Linked DNA regions of Homo sapiens: all the other regions are linked to region 2. The links are chromatin loops, found by intact Hi-C in ENCODE. Cell type or tissue: heart left ventricle. All regions are shown on one strand. Region 1 overlaps DIRC3-AS1 (DIRC3 antisense RNA 1). Region 2 overlaps DIRC3 (disrupted in renal carcinoma 3). Region 3 overlaps DIRC3 (disrupted in renal carcinoma 3).

The links. Peaks named below come from ENCODE experiments on the same cell type or tissue, not always from the same donor. Only the 100,000 strongest peaks of a DNase experiment are listed, where the experiment ranks them.
Region 1: it touches region 2 in a loop (4-fold over the local background); 5 of 110 quality-filtered maps call a loop at or near these places.
Region 3: a loop joins it to region 2, with 6 times the contacts of the local background. A loop is called at or near these places in 7 of 110 quality-filtered maps.

The regions. Positions count from the first base shown.
Region 1 is chr2:217,327,796-217,335,795 of GRCh38, reverse strand. All of the region lies in intron 4 of DIRC3-AS1 (DIRC3 antisense RNA 1), which reads right to left. It overlaps DIRC3 (disrupted in renal carcinoma 3), which reads left to right. Exons shown (of 13, transcript NR_186301.1): 9 at 7,644-7,799. Among named protein-coding and RNA genes, the nearest start is that of DIRC3-AS1, 49 kb to the right of the region's middle. RefSeq lists enhancers at 720-1,432, 3,816-4,110. In heart left ventricle, no CTCF peak of the experiment used is centred here; no DNase peak of the experiment used is centred here; H3K27ac peaks cover 2,493 bases.
Region 2 is chr2:217,431,375-217,439,374 of GRCh38, reverse strand. It overlaps DIRC3 (disrupted in renal carcinoma 3), which reads left to right. Exons shown (of 13, transcript NR_186301.1): 4 at 5,259-5,427; 5 at 6,354-6,452. Among named protein-coding and RNA genes, the nearest start is that of DIRC3-AS1, 150 kb to the right of the region's middle. In heart left ventricle, a CTCF peak has its summit at 4,895; DNase peaks (open chromatin) are centred at 1,814 and 5,054; H3K4me3 peaks cover 576 bases; H3K27ac peaks cover 5,416 bases.
Region 3 is chr2:217,378,617-217,386,616 of GRCh38, reverse strand. The region is part of intron 8 of DIRC3 (disrupted in renal carcinoma 3); the gene reads left to right. Among named protein-coding and RNA genes, the nearest start is that of DIRC3-AS1, 100 kb to the right of the region's middle. In heart left ventricle, no CTCF peak of the experiment used is centred here; no DNase peak of the experiment used is centred here; H3K27ac peaks cover 3,123 bases.

The DNA.
Region 1 (8,000 bases), 100 kb after region 2:
TTCACTCCTGTACTAAAGAAGTTGCCCTGTGGCCTCTAGTTGTTACAGTGTTCCTGAATGGCTTTAGAAAAAGTTAATGACTACCTAATGTCATTAAAATTAATGATCATACTATCAATAAAGTAATTATCAATGTCATTAAAATAAATAACAAAGGCCATGGCAGACTCAGCCATAGCATCTGAGCATTCACATACCTTTTACCCAGGTAGACCAGTGCAATTTTATTCAAATACAATGATGTGTCATGTGGTTGTTATGAATGCAGTTGATTAGATATTTCTGGCTTTCTGCCTTCTGGGTTCACGGTGGGACTGCATTTCTTGCTCGCCTTCTTCAGACTGAGCTGGTACCAGATAACTAGTGTTGGCCAATGAGTTGTGAGTAAAAGTGATGCGTGTTACTACCATACTATCATATTAAATTGCTGGTACAAAACCATTCAAAGATCTCTTTCCTTTTGCCGATAATGACCAGGCAGGGACTGCCTCATTGGGCTAGATCCTTCAGTGAGGGTGATACAGCACAAAACCTACAGCCAAGCCACAAGGGATGTATAGTACAAGTGAGAAATAAATCTTTGTTTTAGGCCACTGATATTTGGGAGGACAGGACTGTCACCGAAGCACAACCTCCCTCGTACTGAATGATGCATGCTAGGAATTACAACCCAGCCACCTCTCTCCTTTCAGTGAAAGCCCCAGAACAGCTCCAAATTCTGTAAAGCAGAATTCAGAATCTTTTATTTTTCACTCTTGCATCTACATCTAATTTCCACTGACCACACTGTACTTGCCTAGATCTTAGGGTCTGGGAAATTTTCCATTCTCAGTTTGTATCTACCCTACATATCCACATGTAAGGGAACATGTGTTTAAAGATGACAGAGACCCTGGAGCACATTCAGACCACTGGTGTTAGGAACCTTGCATTATACCTCCATTTGCATAATGATACCTTGCTAGGACACAGTGACTTCTGTTTACTTCACATAGATTATCTCATTCAATGGGCTGATAGTTTTAATCTGACTGGTTTGGTTTTCATTACAAAGGGAAAGATCACAAAGCCATTTGGTGTAAAAAGGCAGAATCCTTCCAGATCTTTTGTTCCCTCCACATGGTTCCAAGCCCATGCTTAAATGCAGGGTGGAGTAATGATACCAGACACTGCAACCCAGAGCCCCAGCAAGGGATCACTATGTTGTAGTATTTGGAAATCACTGGTGATATACACTCATCCCAAACCTGACCCCAACCTCCTCCTTCTAACCAGGTAGGTAGTCCAATTTAATCTCTCATAACATTCATGATCAAAATGAAAATGTATATACTTTTGTCCCTAAGCTAAAGAGCTCACTTAAGAGATTCATAATACAGGCCGGGTGTGGTGGCTCACGCCTGTAATCCCAGCAATTTGGGATGCCGAGGCAGGCAGATCACCTGAGGTCAGGAGTTTGAGAACAGCCTGGCCAACATGGTGAAACCTCGTCTCTACTAAACATACAAAAATTAGCTGGGCATGGTGGTGGCGCATGCCTGTAATCCCAGCTACTTGGGAGGCTGAGATAGGAGAATCGCTTGAACCTGGGAGGCAGAATTTGCAGGGAGCTGAGGTAGCACCACTGCACTCTAGCCTGGGCAACATAGCAAGATTCTGTCTCAAAAAAAAAAAAAAAAAAAAAAAAAAAAGAGAGAGAGAGATTCATGATATATAGTCCTAGAATTTGGAATTAATCTGATTGAACAGTTTCCAAATACTGATCCACATGCTGCAAGTGCAATTTCTTCTTTCTTTTGCATTCTTCCTTGCTTCCTCCCTCTGTTCTCCAGTAACTATTCACCTCTTCCCTTTCTTGCCTTGCTTCTTCTCTTCATTCCTGTCATTCATATTATGGAATATAGTTTTCTGGGCCACAGCATGATTTGAAACATGGGAGGGTGATCCACTTGCCCACCTAGCACAGTGTCTCTTTCACAGGATTCTTTTTACAAACAATTATTTGGCCTTTGTTTGAAGAGTCCAGTGCTCCTAGGTTTTTAAAGGAGCCCATTCTACTTGATATTTTTAGTAGTTACATAGTTTTCCAGTTTTTAATATTAACAAATTGGCAAAAGCAAGCAGGCTATTCTGTGTGAGACTCATCTGCCAAGTAACCTCAGTATGTCACTTTCCAGGAGCAAATAGTTCATGCATCTCCCACTCCCAAGTAATGATTCTCTGATTTTAAAAACCACAAGGGCTCAATGTCTGAGACTACTGCTAAGGGTTTTAGTATGCATTTTGCATTTCAATAAACTAATAGGAAGTAGGCTCCAAATTGGATGTGGTATGCAAGAGAGGGCAAGTTTTGAAGTTCTAAGAGCAAGACAGTTGGCAGCTGTTCTCTGAAGTTCTCTGCTTCATCTCAGAAAGGGCTTTTGGATGGCCTGTGACCATACAATTCCACCAGATGATCTGCTCACTGGCCTGCAAACAACCTGGCCTCTCCATCCTCAATATTTAGCTCCTGCTATTCCCTGTGCCTACAACTTTCCAGAACTTTTCCTGTATTATTCATCTGGGCTTCCGCCTTATATTAGAATTGTCAGGCCTCTGAGCCCAAGCCTGCACGTATGCATCCAAATGGCCTGAGGCAATCGAAAACAACAAAAGAAGTGAAACAGCCAGCTCCTGTCTTAACTGATTGACCAACCTTAAGACATTCCATTATGACTTGTTCCTGCCCTGCCCCAACTGATCAATCGATCGACCTCATGACATTCTTCTTCTGGACAATGAGTCTTTTATGATCTCCGCACCATGTGCCTTGTGACCCCCCTCCTCCGCCAGCAATAGATAACCACCTTTTACTGTAATTTTCCATTACCCACCCAACTCCTATAAAGCAATCCCTTCCCCACTCCTTCACGGACTCTCTTTTCGGACTCAGCCCACTTGCACCCGAGTGAAATAAACAGCCTTGTTGCTCACACAAAGCCTGTTGGTGGTCTCTTCACATGGATGTGCTTGACAAGAATATCAATATTTTTGCCTTCACTTCCTGCTCAACTTCATAGCAATACTAAATTGTTATCAATATGAAAGCAAGAACTACATGTGACTTATTTTTTAAAAATCTTCATCCAATTTCCAACACAGTGCCTTGGGTTCAAAATGGGCTTTCAGGGCGGGGCACGGTGTCTCATGTCTGTAATCCTGGCACTTTGGGAGGCTGAGGTGAGAAGATCTCTTGAGGCCAGGAGTTTGAGACCCACCTGGGCAACATAGCAAGACCCTGTCTCTACAAATAATTTTTTAAAAAAATACCCACACACCTGTAGTTTTATATACTTGGGAGCCTGAGAAAGGAGGATTGATTGAGCCCAGGAGTTGGAGGCTGCAGTGAGCTATGATCACATCACTGAATTCCAGCCTGGGTAACAGAGCAAGTCCCTGTCTCTTAAAATAAAAATAAATGGGCTTGCAGTACCAGAAAAAAAAGGGCCATTACAGTTTGTGACCTAATTCATTCAAAGGGGAGGTCACTCACAATAGGAATTTCACACAAAAGAAGGAAGCACCCCATCACACATTGTAATTGAAAACTGTGGCTCAAGAATCAGCTGGACAGTTTGCCCTTCTAAAGCAGAAATGTTTAGGCAAAGAGGACAAGCTGATTAAAGAGGCAAAGAGGACAAGCTGACTGAAGAGGCAAAGAGGACAAGCTGATTGAAGAGGCAAAGAGGACTGCTGAGGAGTGATGGAGGAGGAAGATATGTAGGAACTTCCCTGAAGCCCTTATGTCACTGACTTGCCAATAAATTGGTTTAAACAACAATAACAACAACAACAAAAGCAACATGTCCAGGCCTAAATCTGATCCTTCCCTCAGACAGACAGTCACAGCAGCATGTAGGCTGGGAGGCCCATTCTGTGCCCTCTGGTATGACCTTAGAGGGCAGGATCAGCAATGAAATCCTGGCTAGAGGAAACAAAGACCATGTGTAAACAGTTCACCTCCACTCCTGAACTACAACACTGTTTGACATAGTTTAAGAGTGACGTTGACCTTCTTCTGCTGGCTCTGGAGCTAGCCAGGAAAAACAGCAAGAAAGGAATGAGAGGAATGAGAGTTAGCAGGTTACTGGTCTGCAAGATGTCCTCAGGGGGGTTTGGGGTTGGTGCAATGGTGAGGGCAGCCAGGGAAGTTCCTAGGCCTATTGTCTTCTGCCAGTGCCCCTGCTAATCGCTGAGAAAACTCCCCTGAGCCACATGCAACGATGAAGTAGGTAACAAATCATCCACATCTCTGCATAAGGCAGTTTTGCCACTGAAGGTGTTATTTTTTTACAGTTGTCTAGTTTAATATCTCTTTGGTAATGACGGATGTGCAAGGAGTGGCAGGAAACTTTACCTAATGGTGGCAGGACAGGGTGAGTGTGTGTGTGTGTGTGTGTGTGTGTGTGTGTACATATCCACCACCCCCAACACATGGGCCCCTCGAGAGCTTCCTCACCTCTCATTCTCCTTTTCAGAAAGTTCTAGACCTGTGAATAGCACATTATGCTATGTTGCTTTATTGTATCACTGTCTATAATGACATAATTCACATACTAGCTAAATCTTTTAGTAATTCAGGATAAGCCTTTTTCTCCCTAAATAGTTGTTAACATCTGGAAGGCTTTACAGCCTTTTCCAGATCTTTTGTGCCCTTTCATGCATGGCATAGTTCTGGGCATATGGGGACTACTCAGCGGATATTTGTGAATAGGCTCATTAAGCAACTTTATTACCTGATATTGATAGAATTCTATAATTTTCACTACACTATGACGTTGAAATGAATCCTAAGGGCTTATAGCCAAATCGGGAGAGACTGTGCACAGCAGTCCACTTCTTATGGCATTCTGTGTGTGCGTATAAGTGGACACACCAGGCCGCGCTGTTGAGTAGATGCGCAGGGGTGGCTGGATGGACTGCCTGGTGACTTTTTCCTTAAGCACTCAACCGAATTGTCTAACTCCTAAGTGGGTGATGAGGCAGGAGAACAGTGTCTGGAGGCAGGGAACCTAAGGCTGTTTCACGCTGACTTCCTAGAACTAACTTGAAAACCCTAACTTTCCACGCCTAAGTAACAAAAGGACCAGAGGCTACTCCCTTTGACCTTTTCTGCCGGGCAGATGAGAAATTGGCTGTCCACCACAAATCAGACTGATTGCAGGTCTAGTCTTTTTTCGCATAGAAATATAACTTTGTAACTTCACCTTAGCCTCTGATTGGTTGTTTTTTGCAACCAATCGGATGTTTGCACAGGAGTGTGACCTTTGTAACTTCATTTCAGTCTCTGGTTGGCTGCTTTCTGCAGCCAATCAGAGTGATTGCCGGCTACCGCTTCATTTACTTCAGGTGAGCATGAAGTGGCCAATGGGAAACTTCTAGGGGGTATTTGGACCCAAGAAGATTTCTGTGTCTGGGCCCTTGAGCCACTGCATGGGTCCGCTTCCACACTGTGGAGTGTACTTTCGTTTTCGATAAATCCCTGCTTTCGTTCTTTTGTTGCTTCATTCTTTCTTTGCTTTGCTGGGCATTTTGTCCAGTTCTTTGTTTAAAATGCCAAGAACCTGGACAAGTTGAAGTCACAACCCTCTACCGGTGACAGTGGCATATGTTTAATGTAAACACAATGTTAATAAGAACTAACATTTATTGAGCACTTATTATGTGCCAGACACATCCCAGGCTCTTTCCATTAATTAAATCCTTGCCACAAACCCTGTTGTTATCCCTGTGTTAGAGAGAAGAAAGGCTGCCCAGCCCCTGACTTCTTGTGAGGTGCATGCCTGTCTTTGAACCCAGGGAGCCTGGATACCGAGCCCCAGCTTTTAATCCCTGAGCTGTTGAAGAAAAATACATTTGTTCATGTTCGTATGTTATCTCTTGATCTGTCTCGAATAGATATGAAAAAAAATTTTTTTTATTTTGTTGTGCTCTCTGACCATAGTGTCAAGCAAGTATAGGGCCAATGTTGGGCACCGGCTTGGGATGTAGAGCTGTTGTTCAGCAGCTTGAATCTATGCACACAGAAAGCATGCTCAGAAAGGAACATATTACCCATTAAAGATGAAATGAGGCTAATGGACTGCTTTTGGGAAAAGATGAAATGTGGTCACAATGAAAGAATAGGGGCATGACCATAATTAATGAAGTAATAATCACTTTTGAGCTTAAATAAGACCTAGTTCTTTGATTACAAGTGCTACCATTTGAAGAGAGCTGGCAGGGCCCCTTGGCCTGTGGTCAATATTAGTAAAACTGTTTCATCTTAATGTTGCAGTTATGCTTGATCAATTTATCTGCCATTTCCAAAGAACTTATGAGGTTTTCTTCTTCCTGTCTTTGTGCTTTCAATTGGTTTTAATCAGAGGCGAGATGCTGATTCAGCTTCTAGTTTGAATTTATTCAGCTGGTGCAAAGATTCCGTGACAGGATTGCATTTACATTTTTATCACTGTCTCTTAAACCTGAATAATTTATCCTGTTCTTGCCAACCCTCCCCCAGTCATCGTACAAAACCAGAAAGGAGTTCTTGCTTTTATAATCAAACTTATTTTGGATGTGCCTGGGTTTTGTCATGGACTTCTGACACCCTCTCTTTTTCATCAGGGCGAAGTTTACAGGAAAGCATTTTCTTTTCTTCCTGCTGATTAATTCAGCTTAGATTTGTCAGAGGTTTATTTGTATGGACTCCTTGTCAAAGCATGTGGATTCTACAACAAATTAACTGGTTATTAAATTAAAGATTTCTGGTTAAGAATCTGTTGTGTACCATGGAGTCTTCTTTCCTGGACAATTTCACTATTTAAATGTGGGAATGATTGTCTTGATATAACCAACAAATTATGTTCATGGAAAGAAATGTTTCCCGTCATACCAATAACTGAGATGTTACTGGTTATATATACATATACATGCTCAGGCATACACTGGTGTATCAGACCTGAATAAAATTATTCCATCTCTTTGTCTGTTAAGAAAAAACAGAAATGAATAAATGCATGTCCATGCACATGCACAGCTATTCAAGTCAAGGCATTTTAGTGTAGGATGTTAGAAATACATGAGTGTTTCCTCGAACTGGAAAAAACCCCACTTAATTTATTATTTTATGAAAAGATTCACCTTGGGGCCCATTAAAGAGCTCCTTTTGTATATTTAAAATAGATTTTGAATTACCAAAACCTTAAGAATTACTCTGTCTCTTTAAGGGATCTGCTTTAGGGCTAAGGCATATTGGGATTTATGACTCTAAGAGTGGTATTAAAATATTCAACTGAATGTTAGCTGATATGTTTCCTTCCCCACCCCAGGCTGCAACTTTCCCAGGGGATCTGAAGCCTGTAGCACATTGGGCTGTAGAGATTTTAACTTCCCAGTTCTAATAGGTTTCCAGATGGAAAATTATATTTCTTTCTGGGAGAGATTAATGAGCGAACAACAATGGTGTCATGGTTAATTTTATGTGTCAACTTGGTTAGGTTATGATGCCTAGTTGTTTGGTCAAACCCCACTGTGGATGTGGCTATGAATGTATTTGTGGGTGTGATTAACATTTAAATCAGTAGACTTTGACTAAAGCAGATTCCTTTACTCAAATAATGCAGGTTAATGTGGGTAAGTCTCATCCAATCCTTTGAAGGCCTGAAGAACAAAGAGTGAGGTTTCTGGAAGAAGAAAATTTTACCTCAAGCCTGCAATGTAGAAATTCTGCTTGAGTTTCCCGCCTGCTGGCCTGCCCTGTGGAATTCGGAGTCAAGAAGGTAATGTAACTCTTGCCTGCATGTTCAGCCTGCTGACTTATTCTACAGATTTCAGACTTGCCAACTGGCACAGTTGCATGGGGAGTTCCTTAAAATCTCTCTCTCCCTACCTTTTCCCATCCCTCCTTTTGTTCTGTTTCTATGGAGAACCTTGACTAATACAAATGGCAGTCAGTCTTCCTGCTCAGCACCTGCTGAGAA
Region 2 (8,000 bases):
CAGCTTAAATCTGTTGATATATGCAAAGACTTAGGAGACTGATTGGTATATAGTAATCTCTATATAAGTGGTTGCTATTATTATTTGCTATTCTGAGTGAGAAAACAAAAATCCAGAGAGATAAGGTAACTTGAAAAAGCTCCCAGCTAGTAAATGGTAGAGCTAGGCCTCAAATCCAGGATTAATTAACTCTAAATTCAAGTACTTAATTGTTATAATATTCTGCCTCCTCAGGAGACATAAAAAATATAGAGACATTAGAAAACAAAAAACATCAGAGTTACTGGAGAGAAGTAGGGTGAATCAGAAATACAGGAACAGAAACTTTGTGGCAGAAATCTGGATTTTCTCTTACAGGGTAGCAGACAGAGCTGTGAGTCTACCTATCAACACACTCCCCCTTTCCTCTCTTTTAAAAGGCCTACTGATGGGTTCAGGCCTTTGCCTTCCTCTGTGAAGTTATGAACTTCTGGAAAGATGGAGCCCCTCTTCAACTCCAGAACTTTATTTATGGTTGATCCGAGTCAATAGTGGTCCTGTTCTTCTTGATAGGAATTGGTTTGGGCACGGGCAATAAGATGTGAGAGAAGGCCTTATCCCATGGAAGGGTTTCCATGAAAGGTGTATTCATGTGCGAATAGATGAGCTCTCTTTTCTGTTGGATGTTGTGGTGTCTGGGTGTCTTGGTCTTTTGGGCTTCTATAACAAAATACCATAAACTAAGAAGCTTATAAAAAACAGAAATTTATTTCTCACAGTTCTGGAATCTAGGAAGTCCACGATCACGGCACTGGCAGATTCAATGTCTGGTGAGAGCCTGCTTCCCAGTTCATAGATGGTGCTTCTCACTGTGTCCTCACATGGTGGAAGGGGCAAGACAGGTCTCTGGGACCTCTTTTTTAAAGGCACTAATCCCAACCATGAAGGCTCCACCCTCATGACCAAATCACTTCCCAAAGGCCCCACCTTTTAATATGATCACATTAGTGGTTAGGTTTCGACATAGAAACTTGCGGGGGACACGAACACTCAGACCATAGCAATGGGTAAGACTATGGTAGTCACGTTTCACCAGTAGATTAGCTAACCCAAGGACGAGCCCATACATGAGGGTGCTAGAGCAGGAGGACAGAAAGAACCAGGGCCTTGTTGATGTCTGTGAGCTTTGAATTCACCAGCCTCAGAATTGTCCTACCCATAGACTTTTGTTATAGGAGATAATGTTTTCTTAATTGCTCAAGCCAGTTGAGATATATTCTGTTACTTGCAGCCTGAACCATCCAAACCAGTTCAACTACAAAATCAAACTCTTGCTATAAGAGGAGAGAAAGAAATAGTGCCATGGTATCTTTAGGTGTGTGCCTAGAGGGGCGGCCCCAGATCTATGGGTTTGTTTCCGAGAGTGAGGATGGGTTGTGGCCCTGCAGGGTTGCCGCTGAAGCTGGTTTCTCATGTTGTGTTGGAAAAGGCCATTCTGGGAGCTGGGTCACGAGCTCCTGGAGAAGCAGAGTTCCCCAGCCCTTTAAATGGAGGAGCTCCCATAACAACCAAACAAGCAGGATTCCAAGCGGGAAGATAACAATGATCTTGGAGCTTCTCCCTACTCAGATTAGATGCATGAAGGTAATAAAAACCACCCAAAAGAAACTGCAAAAAGAGGCCTTGGGAAGCACATTCAAGAGGGTGAAAAGGAAGAACAGAAGGAACCCGTGGAAAGAAAATCTTCCAGACCAAATGATGGTCCAAAAATAATGAGACCAAAGTTCAAAAAAGTAATTTAAACCAAATAAGGCAGGGAAAGCCTAGCCAGCAAGGGGCGGGCTCACTCTGCAGGGAGCAGGCGAGCAGAGGGGATGGAGCTGAGCAGAGTTCAGTTCAGGACAGCCCATGGGTCAGAGGGAACTGAGGAATGTGCCCGCTGCCCAGGTCAGCAAGGGGGGCAGCATCAGATGGCATGCTGTCTTACCTCCCCTGCCCCAAGGGGCCTGGAGCATTGCCACCACCCTCACTGGTGATAGGGCTGCTTGAAGTTGCAGAGCACAACCCATCTGGGTGGGTTTGCCGCCACTGCAACAGAGAGCCTGTGGGACCAGGCAAATGAAGGAAGCCTTACTTGCTCATAGCCAAGCTTCTTTTCAGGTTCTATTTTATATTTTATTGCAACAAAGAATTCCAGGGCCATACTCTGAGCCAGGGATGATGGGTGCTAAGCTCATTAACTGCCTGCTCAGTTTGTGGACTTGTTCCTGCTGAATCTGTAGTCCAGGTACTGCCAGTTTCTTAGTGTCAGAGCCCTCATAGGGTTCATTTGTGCATCCTGCATGTGGATATGTGTGTGCATTTACCCAGATTTTTAAAAAGCTTTCTATTTACCTTTTCTATTTAGCACATACCCTCTTCCATACTTAAAACTCCACACCTTCTACCACAGCTTTTAGAGTGATAGCACTGGGTTACAATACATGTTTTCGCAGGAATTGAGCATTTAAAGAGGTACTAAAGTGAACATGAAGAATTTAAATTCTAGGTAAACAGCTCTCAAAAGCTCTCTCTTCTTTGTGCTTTCCCTGATTATGATATCTGATATTTATTCTTATGACAGAGGACAAACTAAACTGTGTATCACAGTCACCGATTGATTCACTCTGCACCACTGGTCCCCAGTGGCATTTGGGGGCAATGTGATGTCTTTTTCTTAACTCAGGGCCCTCTTAGTCCCTCCTTGTCCCTCTCTGGAGCACTTATGAATTCTTAGGTCCACTGTTCAGCCCGGGCAGGCCATGGAGTGCAAGCAGTGCTGCTGGAGGCTTGCCTAGCTGGTCACTTTCCTGCTCCACCGCTAAAGTTTCCGCCCTCACTCAGGCCATGCTGAACATGGCTCTGTGTGGGGCTCTTCCAAGATGCTCCCAGTCTCCCCTAAGCTGTGTTTGGGAAACAGTGTCGCTGGTCTCCTCCTCCAAATATTCTCAGGTTCCTTCCATATCTAGTTGGAAATGTTCACTATGCCTCCTTCTGATCTTGGGGTTCACCTCGGGAGTGGGGAGATTAGGACATGTAAGTCACATCTCTCTGCTGTATTTCTGTCTTTCTCTCCTGCTCACAGCCCCCTTGGGATACACAGATAGGTTCCCTTTCCGCTCTGGTCTTCAGAGTAGGGTGTGTGTACAACATTCCTTTATTTTCTTCCCACCTGGCAAGTGATTTGCCCGTCCCTATTTCCTGAGACATGAAGGCAAATAGGGTGCAAGGAATGAGAACTTGTTTTCACAGATAAGTGAACATGACCTTTGAAGTGGTTAGAAAAACACAGCAATCACACTAGCATACATAGACCCTTGAGGCTGGCTGGGAGCCCTGTACAAAAAATAAAAATAATAAATAATAAAGGCTGCTTTCTGGCTGAGAAGGGAAGGGAAGAGTGAGGATTGTCAACAGTATGGGGGTAACAACTCCACAGGTTCTGCAAGTTTTTCTCTCTGAAAAAGAGGACTCTTGACTTTTCCTGCTTTGCTTTTAATTTCAAAACAGCACACATACTTTCATCTCCCACAGGATGTTCCTAGGAGCAATAACGCCAGGGATGAATTTCTTCCCATCACATGAGCAGGATGGCACAATGAAGATGCCCCCGGGAAAGACCCTCCTATTTTTTTCTAATTCAGAAAAAGCAGAAGAATAATATGATACACATATCCCCTGCTCATATTTAAAATGTTCACTTTTTGTCACTTAGGCTTCAGATAGTATATCTCACAGTTAAAATTGAAAACCATTTTGTTCCTCCTCTCCATCCTAGTCTTGCTTCTTTCTCTCCAGCGATGACCACTGTCAGTAATTTGATATATACTATTCCGGTCCATGTTTTTATTAGCTCATTACAGATTTTATATATCAGATAATAGATGGTATTGCTTTGTAGTTGTAAAATTTTGGCTGAATAATACACTGCATGAATTGTTTTGCAATTTGTTTCCAGTAAACAATATGTTTTTGAACTGTATATTTTCTTGCATATAGATACAATCCCTTCCTTTTTTTTTTTTTTTTTTTTCCTGAGATGGAGCCTCGCTCTGTCGCCCAGGCTGGAGTGCAGTGGCATGATCTCAGCTCACTGCAACATCTGCCTCCCAGGTTCAAGCAATTCTCCTGCCTCAACCTCCTGAGTTGCTGGGACTACAGGCACACGTCACCATGCCAGGCTAATTTTTGTATTTTTAGTAGAGACGGGGTTTCACCATGTTGGCCAGGCTGGTCTTGAACTTCTGGCCTCAGGTGATCCTCCCGCCTTGGTGTCCCAGAGTGCCGGGATTACAGGTATGAGCCACCACAACTGGCCAGTCCCTTCATTTTAAACTGCATTTAAGTACTCAGTTTGTGAATACAAATATCTATTAATTCCTCACTAAAAAATATTCGTTTTTCAATCTTTTCTCCCAGGGTTTTATTTTTAATAATAGGAACAATTGGCTCTACCTAATACTTCAATTTCAGCCCAAAATTGGCCAGAAGACATCGTTGCCTTAGAGCAGCCTGTCTTCCAGTTGACACTGAACTGCTGTCGACCGGAAGATGGTTGAGAGTCCACATGTGCCCCCAAATAGTTGCAGACTGTGTGTGCAGGGCCTGATTCTGTTCTCTTCTCTGGAAAATGGGATCGTAACTGTTTCTATCTTCTTGGGCTGTATGAGGGATTGGTGGTGTGGAGCTTGTACCACAGTGTCAAGCAGACACCCCTGTTCATGCTAATACATACAGTATTTAATGCCTGGTATAGACCTAGACCCCTGACTCCCTGGCCAGTTGTTTTTCAAAGACACTCCCTGCCTGTGTTACCACTGTTGGTAAGACCATGTCTCAAAGAGTTAATCATCTGGAAGACAGAAATCTAACCACAAGAGGCAGAGGCAGTAGGCTGTAGAGTTAAGTGGCAGGCTCACAACCCCAAGTGCTGTCAGTACTCACAGCTTCTTCACGCCAGCAGCTGTCTGTACTCTGGATTGTTTTGAGCGTGTCTTTGCAGGGCTTGCTTGTGCCTGCCAAGTTCAGCTGCCTGCAGAAGCACAGCTCAGAGCCGTCCCTATAGGCCTAGTCCTTGCACAGGTCTGGCCAATCAGAGCTCTGTTACCAGGCAGAGCCTCTCTCTCCAGCTCTGGTCACTGTCAGCCTAGCTGTCCAGGCACCCTTCTGCAATTTTCGTTTGAATTGATTTTTTTAAAAGCACCTGATATACACTTTTCTTCTTATTCTTCTCCTTCTAGTCCTCTATTCAAGGCCCTACCACAGAGACACACAGGAACGGAACTCAGAATCACAAACAAAGAAACTTTGATCCAAGAAAGAAAATGATCTTTAAAAAGACCCTCGTTTCATGCTGGCCGATGCTGAGAAAATCTGCTCTGAAGGATATTTGGAGACACTGATTAAAAGGTAGTACCATCACCACATATTTAACTTCCCCCTCTTTTTCCTCTGCTTCTAGGAGTAGAGAAACCAACAAAACCAACCGGAGAGAGATGGTTTCAAACAATCTGTCCCCCACCCCACCACTATTCACACCTTTCACAAGGGCCCAGCCACAAAGCCAGTGCAACATGACATCAATCATCAGCAAAGTGGAGGTGACAGACCCTGCCTTTCCCCTCTTATGGCATATTTGCTCATCTTCTCTCTTCCCCACTCCTCTCTGATAAGAGAAAGGACGAAAGCAAGGCAAGCGCATTCCTGAGCGGGAGCTGCAAGCGCCCAGGCTCATGACTACTGAGGAGCACACTGGAAGGGGAGAAAAGGAGGGGGGAAGATTGAGGGACCAAGATGGCGGGATAAAATGCTGTGGATGGAAGGGCAAGTTCTCCTGGGGTAGGAAGTATGAGGGGTCAGGGAGTTTGGGATGCCAAAGAACAGGAGAAGATTGAAAGTTTAATAAGCAACCTTGACATATGCTATGGCACATCCTAAAATGTTAGAAGAGATGTGAGTACAGGTTGGAATACCGGTATACCCATGCTGTTTTGAATTCAGTAATGCTTTGATACTGAGACATGCCCCACAGCTTTCTAAGCATTACACTTACTTATACTGCATTTTTAAAGCAGTTTTATAAGAACATATGTAAGTAGATCAGTACCATTAAAATGGGGTTAATTTTTTTTCCAAGTCACAATGGTGTAGGGCAGGTTGTGGTGGGAGGATTAATTATCTAGAAATCTGGCTAAAGCTAATTATGAAACTGTTATTGCTAAGAGAAAGGGGGAATTAGGCAGAAAGCCAGTCTACCTTGCTTCAAATGGATTTTCTCTAGATATCTGATCCTCTCAGTCTCTTCCTTAACCTCTCCTTCTCTTCCCCCTTTCTAGATGGTTGTCCCAGTGGAGGGGGATTCTTCGTGTTACGTAGATAGGAAGCACGATGCAAAAGTGTTGAAGCAGGAGTGTAAAGAATAATTAAAACACCTGGTGAGTTCTAATTTTATTTTTGAAGAACATAGCTTCTAAACAAGTGTAAAATACAAGCCATGGCCCTAAAAGCCAGGGTCTAATGAGTTAAAAAATGTCGTGGTTCCCATATCTTAAAGTTTTGCAACTCCTCCCCCTACCCCAAACAAAAAGAATCCTTTTAGGAATGAATATTTCATGTGTTAAAGTGACATTTTTTATATTAGGATTTTTTAAAGGTTCCTAATAATCTTTTTCTTAGTCTAAATTCAGGCAAACTTAATACTTTTGATTTTAAAAAGTAAACAGCAGTAAGATCTCATTTTTAGAAAGTTATGCCTATCAGTATACATTGAGAGATCACAGGAACAATTCTTACGTAAAAGTAACAAGAGTGGTCTTAATGATGGAATACTGGAGTGATTTTTTAAACTTTTTTGTACTTTCCAGCTTGAATAATTTAAAAAACAAAACTATATATTGTTTTATACAGGTAGAACATAAATTTTTTTAAAGGAAAAGAGATTAGGCAATCAGTTGCTTGAGAAGTAATTGAATGCCAAATATTAGGTTGGTGCAAAAGTAATGGTGTTTTTTGCCATTGAAAGGAATGGCAAAAATCGCAAATTACTTTTGCACCAAACTAATACTTTTTCCTGTAGATTTCATGAGGTTTCCTCTGTGTGTGTGTGTGTGTATCTGTGGGGGTGTGTGAGAGAGAGAGAGATAGGGAGAGAGAGAGAAAGAGGGTAGCAGTGCCTCAGTACATCTATTCCCAGGAGACATTTTGTGATATCTGAGTTCTAAGGAATGAGGACCAGACAAAAGGGGCAAAAGCAGTAAGAGGAAAAATGGAGATCAGGAAAACTGGCCATGACTCAGCAAAAACACAGTGACATTTTCAGAAACCCAAAGCCTCAGACATTACAAAGTCGCCCACACCCCTTACTTCTGAAGAGAGTTGTCCTGGCCCTCCCCATTTCAGGTGGGCTCCAGCCTAGGCTGAGTAAGCATTGCGAGCGAGGAGTGAGGAGGCAGGTGGGTGGATTGTCCCTTAAGGTGCAAGGAGGAAACAAGTGCCCTGTCTGTGGCTGATTGAACTGGGGAGGACCAGAGACCGGAAGGTATTCTCAATAGCCAGTATTTCTCAGAAACAGCGGAAGTCTCCCAGACAAAGCAGACGGGTTGGCATCCCTTTCTTGAGAGTCAGTAAGAGGGAAAGGACTGAGGCAGGCCTAGCCAACATACCAGGGACAGTGGTGAAATTTCGAGAATCTGGAGGGTCTGCCAGCTGTGCTTCCCACAGCAGCTTTCAATGCCTGCCCCTGAAAAGCTGGCATATACCTGGCTGCCAAACCATAAAGGGACATACCTAGAGTGAAGGACCAACTGCCCTTAAATTCACTGCCTTGTGCCAGCTCCTAAGTTACTGTAGGGATCTGTGTGGGTCTGGCCCCTCTTCATGGGCCCTGGGACCCTTCAGAAATCTATTCTTGTGCTTGGCATCCCATCTTATCTTCTCCTTGCTCTGCTGTTAGGTGATGGGTGAACCTATCAACACCCTATCTC
Region 3 (8,000 bases), 53 kb after region 2:
AGATAGTAAAAACAAAACAAACAAACAAAATTATCTAGTACCTTTTCTGTGTGAACTGCGATACCCAGTATGAGTCCTACACAAAGATAGGAAAGAAGACATGGCTGATGTCCAGAACTAACATTCTAGTGAGAGGCATCACATTGTGCCTTGTTATAGAGTCTCATGATACTTTCCTTATTTTTACCTCTAAGTAATTATGAATCTACAAAGGAAGAATAAATTAATCCCAGGTAAGGCTTATGAAGGAGACGCATTTGGGCTGGACCTTACAGAAAGAGTTTAGATAGGCAGCTATAGAGGGAAGAAAGAGAAAAATTCCAAACAGAGGAACTAGAATAAGCAAACCTGTTGACTTCAGGCTGCTGCCACCCACACTGGGCAGCATTGCCTTTCAGAGAGATGCATCTTGATATGGACACTTGACTTTACCGGGGGCCAGAGAAACACTAGAGAATGCCAGGAAAATAAATAATCTGATACTCTGAACGCTCCTTCAAATGCTTGTTCAGAGTGAATTTGTAGAGAAAGCTGAGTGATATAGGAGAAAAAGAAAAGGAGAAAGACCCTTGGGTGGGACACTCAGTCCGTTTTCTATTGTCCTTGGTAATTCCTGGCCCCAAATTTGCCTACTGCATTCAAGAATCAAAAGACCTTGAGTCAAATGGACTCATCTTCCTTGGTTATCAAATATCCGGGGTTAGTTAAGCTTAACCTTTGGGGGAAGGAGGGTCTCACCTCCTTGTCCCTAAGTGACTTCATTTTCCCTCTAAGCATTTATAGTACTCTTCCTAAGAGTCATTCTGGTAGGTTCTATTTTTTCCATCTCACATTGCCAGAATATTTTCTTTCACTGGTGCATTTAGCAGGATGGCTGGCCTTTTCCTCCAACTCGGACACCACTCCAAAGGGTTCAAGCTGGAAAAATGCTTTGCCCCTCTTCTCCGTGGCTCCCTGAGTGTTTTTCAGAGGAGATATGAGCATATGTCATTAGAACACATAGTCAAATACCACATAGAGTGTGAGGCTTTCTCCAGAATGGTGCTTTTTTGGGGTCTTTTTTTTCTTAAGCACAAACTCCCCTGTATTGCAGTAAGGATCCCGTAATGAAATGAACTGGAATATGTGGTTCTAGAAAAAAAAAAGATGGGAATGGAGAAAAAAACTATCTAGAAAAAAAAAATAGCAAGCTTGACCCATTGAAGGGAAAAGTTATACTCTTGAGTCAAGAATTAGGAATTGAATTAAACTAAAGAAAAAAACAATAGAGTAATAGATCTAAATGGTATTATATTATATTCCTGTTTCCAGGAGAAATCTCACCTACACTCCTTTTGGAAAACTGGGTTATATTGTCTTCTGTAGAGAAAATGGGCAAAACTTCACTTTATTTTATGGTTCAGTCATCAAGTCAGTTTTTGTGAATAAACTCAAGGTTCCTCCTCCCTTGCCACCAGCCCCATCCTCCCAAGGTGCCTGTGTGATTGTGCCTGCCCTTCCACTTCACACAGCATCATTCCTCTTGTCCTAGGCTCTTCTCCTCCAGGGTGAGTTTGTCCTTTCCATTTCTCAGATACTACGAGCCAGAGACAATAGCTCAGCCTAAAATTTGCCTTTTATTTGTTCTTATTCTCCCCATCTCTACAGAAAGGTGTTATTTTCCTAATTTTTTTAAATCCTCATGGAGAAACCCTAAATGTGTATTGTTAAACATGTCTGAAAAGCTACATCCTGACTTATTCCAATATATGACATTCTGGAAAAAGATCAATGGTTGCCAGAGGCTGGTGGGAGGGAGGGATGAATAGTTAGAGCACAGAGGATTTTTAGGGCAGTGAAACTATTCTGCATGCTATTGTAATGGTAGATACATCACATCATACCTTTATCAAAACCCATAGAACTGCACAATAAAGTGAAGTCTAATGTAATCTATGGACATTAGCTAATAATAATGTATCAATATTAGTACATCAGTTGTAACAAATGTATCGATCTCACTAATGCAAAGATGTTAAAAATAGGGTAAACTGTATGTGTGTGGAAGGGAGGGAGTATATGGGAACTCTCTGTACTTTCTGCTCAACTTCTATGTAAACTTATAACTACTCAAAAAATAAAGTTTATTAACTTAAAAAAGTTCTTTTACCCCAAGTATTTTTTTTTTATTTACTGTTTCCTCTATCTCTGATTCTCCCTTAAGGAAAGTTTGAGTTGAAAGTGACTTAAATTTGCCAAGGACCAAATTTAGAACTACAAATACCAAATTTAGAACTCCAAATATGTCCTCAGCTTTTCAATATATTTTGTTAAAACAAAACACAAATTTATTGTTTTTGTGCTAATCTGAAATAATTGGCACATGTTCATTCAAACACGAAGTTGAGTCTTGGGCAAACTTCAAGTTAACAAGATGTTCTTGTTCCCTTAAATTCTCTTCTCTCATATCATAAGGTCTTGGTCATTCTCTTCCCTGTGCCTTCTCGCTGACCTGAACTGACTCCATAAGAAATTTATCCAATTTGCTGGTGAGCAGGGATCTTGCACATAACTCTAAAAGGGTCTCCTTCTCTTGGCCTTGTTGGGAAGAACTTCACCCCATCCCTCACTGACCCCTCTTGACCATCCTTAGATGCCCCAACTTGGGAATCCACTAAGCGTAACCCAAGAGTGTGACTCATTATCTTAAAAACCTTGGCCATACGTATCTGGGGTGATCCATGAAGACTCTCCAGATATTTATTTAATGAGAGAAGCAAACCCAAACATAGAGCTATGTGGTTAAAAAAGAATTTTAAACAAAGTCCTTGAGCAGTGTTTGACCCCTGTCTTCTATAAACAGCCTCCCTCCCAACCCCCGTCATCCTGCTGGTTATTCCAGGGGGTCAGGGTTATCTGTCTTGAGACACTGAAATCACATAATACTGCACTTCCTCAAGGCACAGAAACAGTCGTGGACCTCAGGGAGTGGAGGGTCACAGGGAAATCTCATGGCAGGACTGTTGCAGGAGTCAGAATATTTTCCCACTTTCAGCCCCAAAGGTAGGCTTCGGGGCAGAGAAGTAGCAAAGGAAGACGGCTGAGCCATATGCTGTATTTGGCAATTTCCACAAGCCAGCCCACTTAACTCTTGGAGATGGGTATTAGGGTCCTTCAGTTCATAGATGGGGAGAATGATGGGCAAGGAGAGAAAGCAGCAAGTCCAATGTGAAGTGGCAAGTGCTCACTCCTCCAGAGCTGGCACTATCCAACGGTAATATAATGCAAGACACAACTGTGAGCCACATATGTAATTAAAAAATTTTTAAGAGCCACATTTAAAAATGGGAAATAATCAAGTGGAATTCATTTTAGTAATATATTTTATTTAGCCCAACATCCAAAATATTATCATTTCAACACATAATTAATATAAAACATGTTGAGATATTCTTCCCTTATTTTCATTGTTATGGCACAAAAACTTTAAAATCTGGTGAGCGTTTTATGCCCACAGTCTATCTCAATTTGGATGACTAACGTTTCCAGTTTTATGTGGTTCACGGCCTCATATCAGACAGTGCATTCTAGATTTGCTTTTATCTTTGGTTCCAGCTGCACCTCTCAAGGTCTGTTTTGCTCTAGTCCTTCACTGAATTGTACTTTAACGTGATGCCCTTGACTTTCAGTGAAGAACAAACCACATGAAATGTCACTGCCTCTGCAGCGGAGGAGTTAGTTACTGTTACCAGATCATTCTCTGCTCCCTGCAGCCTCATGATATTTAAACAAAATATTTTATTGTTGTCCTTTCAAAATGGTATGCATCCTTCTTCATCATAATGAGTATTTTGTAGCTGATTTTGTGCTTTGTTTTGCTTTGGCTACCAGGAGGCTCAGGGCCAAATTGGACTCAATTATAACCATGGATAGATTCATGATTGAATAGGAGACTATAATGACATGTTTTGTAAAATGTTCTGGACTTCATAAATATGCATCCTGTGTTCACAGTAAAGTTTTCTCTCTGGTTATGGACTTATATCTATTTCCCTTCCCAGGAAAAAGGTACTATATACAATTTAATATGTGAACAGTCCTGGAAGGTTTGTTGGTAAGTTATGAGACATAGCATGAATACTTTTTAAATTTTAATTTACTTTTGAGCCTTTCAGTAGAACTTTCTTGCTTGAAAATTCTTAAACTGTGCTTCCAAAACGTAGTAAGCCACAGAGTACTATTATCTCTTTCCTTGTGTGATATAAAGAAATAAAGAAAAGGGAGAATAATATTTTTCCAGATGATAGCAAGAAGGGCTTTCCTTTCTCTGTAGGAATGATAGATAGATAGATAGATAGATAGATAGATAGATAGATAGATAGATAGAGATATTTTAATGCTTCCCCCCAACTTGTGTTATATTTACACAGATGGTGCCCTTCAGTGTATTCTATGGGGGCTCTACCAGAGAGATTGCCACAGCTGGAGCTGTTGTGTTCCTGATCCCCAAAAGGCATTTCCATATAACTCTAGAAGATGAGAAGGATCTGACAGGGAACTTTCAAGTCTTTGGGATAATCCACTGTAATTCCTTCCTTTTACAGATGAGAAAATTATAGCCACATCTACCCACAGGAATGATAGCATTTGCAATGGCATCACTTGCATTGCGAGAAGGAAATGCATTAATAGATCTTCAATTGGAATGGAAGGCTATTTATCCATCTCAGAGACATGGGATTTCTTGGGATGCATTCTTTCATCCAGACTCCAAACTGCATTTACTTGAGCTCGTTTGATTTCTAATTTCTTGTTGGTGACACCCTTGCAACTCAAGCCTTACAGAACGTTTAATTCTGTCTAAAATGTATTATATTGTTGGTTTACCTTATCTTTGATGATTTGAACCACCATCTGAAAATGAACTGCTATTTTATATATGTTAAGAGAAAGGGGAGTAGGGAGAGGGAGAAAAAGCGGAAGGCACAGGGAGAGGTGTTAAACATTAATATAAGTGACAAAAGAATAGCATGCCTATTCTAATTACTCAGACATGTACTAAGCACCAGTCAAGGCCATGCAGGTGGATACATAGATAAATAAGACAAGCATGTGTTCCTTGCTTTTGTGTCACAAAATTAAAAAGTATAAAACGAAACCTTTTTGACTTCACTTTTTCCACTTCACCACCAAATCTTTTTCTTGCTTATGCCTCTCCCATCTTAGTAAAATAAACCATTCTCTGGCAAGCTACATCAGCTACAAACCAGGGAGGCATCCTTGATTCCAACCTCTCCCTTGCCACCATTCCAGAATCATCCAGTTTCATTCCTGATATGGTTTGGATGTATGTCCCCAACAAATTTCATGTTGACATGTGATCTCCAGCACTGGAGGTGGGGTCTGGTGGGAGGTGTTGGATCATGGGGGTGAATCCCTCATGAATGGCTTGTTGTCATCCCCTCAGTGATGAGTGAGTACTTGCTCTGTTAGTTCACGTGAGAGCTGGTTGTTTGGAAGGAACCTGGCAACACCTCCTCCCTCCTGGCTCCGTCTCTCACCATGTGATGCGCCGGCTTCCTCCTCACCTTTGGCCATGATTGGAAGCTCCCTGAGGCCTCATCAGAAGCCAAGCAGATTCAGGTGCCAAGCTTGTACAGTCTGCAGAACTGTGAGACAAAATAAACCTTTTGTCTTTATAAATTACTCAGCCTCACATATTCCTTTATAGTGACACAAAACAGACTGACACAATTCCTCAGTTTCTATCTTCAAAACACAGCTCATCTGTCTCCATTTCTCTCCATCTGTACTACCACCATGATGGGTTGATGCCAGTAACTCCAACACTTTCAATGACCTAGTGTCACGTTCCCTCCTTATCATCCATTCTTCACAAAGCAGTGAGCATGATCAGATTATGTTACCTCCTGTTCAAAGTCCTGCAATGCAGTTTGAATGAGACGCACATCCCTTAAGATGGCCTATGAGACTCACCCCCTTCTCACTTCTGCAGCCTCGTGTCAGTCTACTCTCATCTTTACCAGTGAAACTCCAGCAGCACTGGCATCTTTCATCCCCTCTGTTTCATTGTCTGTAATTAACTTTACTGTGCTTTCGTTTAAACGGTGTGATGTTATCTGAGTGTGCAGGTTAGTTTCCGTGTACAATCTAGGGGCAGCTGGGTTATACTTAAGTTGCCCTAATAAAGGATCCATGCTTCAGAAATGGCCTCAGCATGTACTTTAAATATCAATTTCTGAATATGCTTTAGAAGGTATATTAATTAGTATAAGTGATGTTACAAATAACTTTTCATTGATGAAATAAAAGATATATAGCTGAAAGGTTGTGTAACCCCTCCGCCTTTGCATAAATAAAGTACAAGAACCTGGCAAGCCCAGCAATCCAGGACTTTCTGAGTTGCCTCCTTAGCCTACGACTCCATTTGGCCTTGCGTGCCTTTGCTAAGCAGAGGACCCTGATAATAAATCTTGGTGTTGGAATATTTTTGCCTTTACCTCAAAGTTCACATTTCAGGCAAGGTACTTGCGGGGTGCGCCAAAGGACAGAGCAGGTGGTAGGACGGTCTTTCTGTAGGCTCACTGATAAATGTGTGGGCATCTAGTGGAATTTGGTCCGAAGCTTGCTTCCATGGCAATATGCCACCTGGCAGGTGGTTATGGAAGAATAGCCATATGCCTAACCTCCTCCTCTGGTTGTGTAAAGAATGGGATAGCTGTTCAGCCAGATTGGCCTTAAGTGAGGCCTTGTACTCCCAAAGAGACAGAGCTTTTTAACATCTTGGGAATGTTCTGTTACAATTCCCTCCACCTGGAATGTTCTCTCCCTTGATATTCATCTTCTGATTTAGCCAATGTCAATTTAAATTTCAGTTTCTCAGAGTGGCACTAGGTGACCACTTTTTCTTTTTTTTTTAAATTATACTTTAAGTTTTAGGGTACACGTGCCAACGTGCAGGTTTGTTACATATGCATACAAGTGCCATGTTGGTGTGCTGCACCCATTAACTCATCATTTACGTTAGGTATTTCTCCTCAGGCTATCCCTCCCTGCTCCCCTCACCCCCATGACAGGCCCCGGTGTGTGGTGTTTCCCAACCTGTGTCCAAGTGTTCTCATTGTTCAGTTCCCACCAATGAGTCAGAACATGCAGTGTTTGGTTTTCTGTCCTTGCGATAGTTTGCTCAGAATGATGGTTTCCAGCTTCATCCATGTACCTACAAAGGACATGAATTCATCCTTTTTTGTGGCTGTATAGTATTCCATGGTCTATATGTGCCACATTTTCTTAATCCAGTCTATCATTGATGGACATTTGGGTTGGTTCCAAGTCTTTGCTATTGTGAATAGTGCCACAATAAACATACATTTGCATGTGTCTTTATAGCAGCATGATTTATAATCCTTTGGGTATATACCCAGTATTGGGATGGCTGGGTCGAATGGTATTTCTAGTTCCAGATCCTTGAGGAATTGCCACACTGTCTTCCACAATGGTTGAACTAGTTTACAGTCCCACCAACAGTGTAAAAGTGTTCCTATTTCTCCACATGCTCTCCAGCACCTGTTGTTTCCTGACTTTTTAATGATCGCCATTCTAACTGGTGTGAGATGGTATCTCATTGTGGTTTTGGTTTGCATTTCTCTGACGGCCAGTGATGATGAGCATTTTTTCATATGTCTGTTGGCTGCATAAATGTCTTCTTTTGATAAGTGTCTGTTCATATCCTTTGCCCATTTTTTGATGGGGTTGTTTGATTTTGTCTTGTAAATTTGTTTAAGTTTTTTGTAGATTCTGGATATTAGCCATTTGTCTGATGGGTAGATTGCAAAAATTTTCTCCCATTGTGTAGGTTGCCTGTTCACTCTGATGGTAGTTTCTTTTGCTGTGCAGAAGCTCTTTAGTTTAATTAGATCCCATTTCTCAATTTTGGCTTTTGTTGCCGTTGCTTTTGGTGTTTTAGACGTGAAGTCCTTGCCCATGCCTATGTCCTGAAT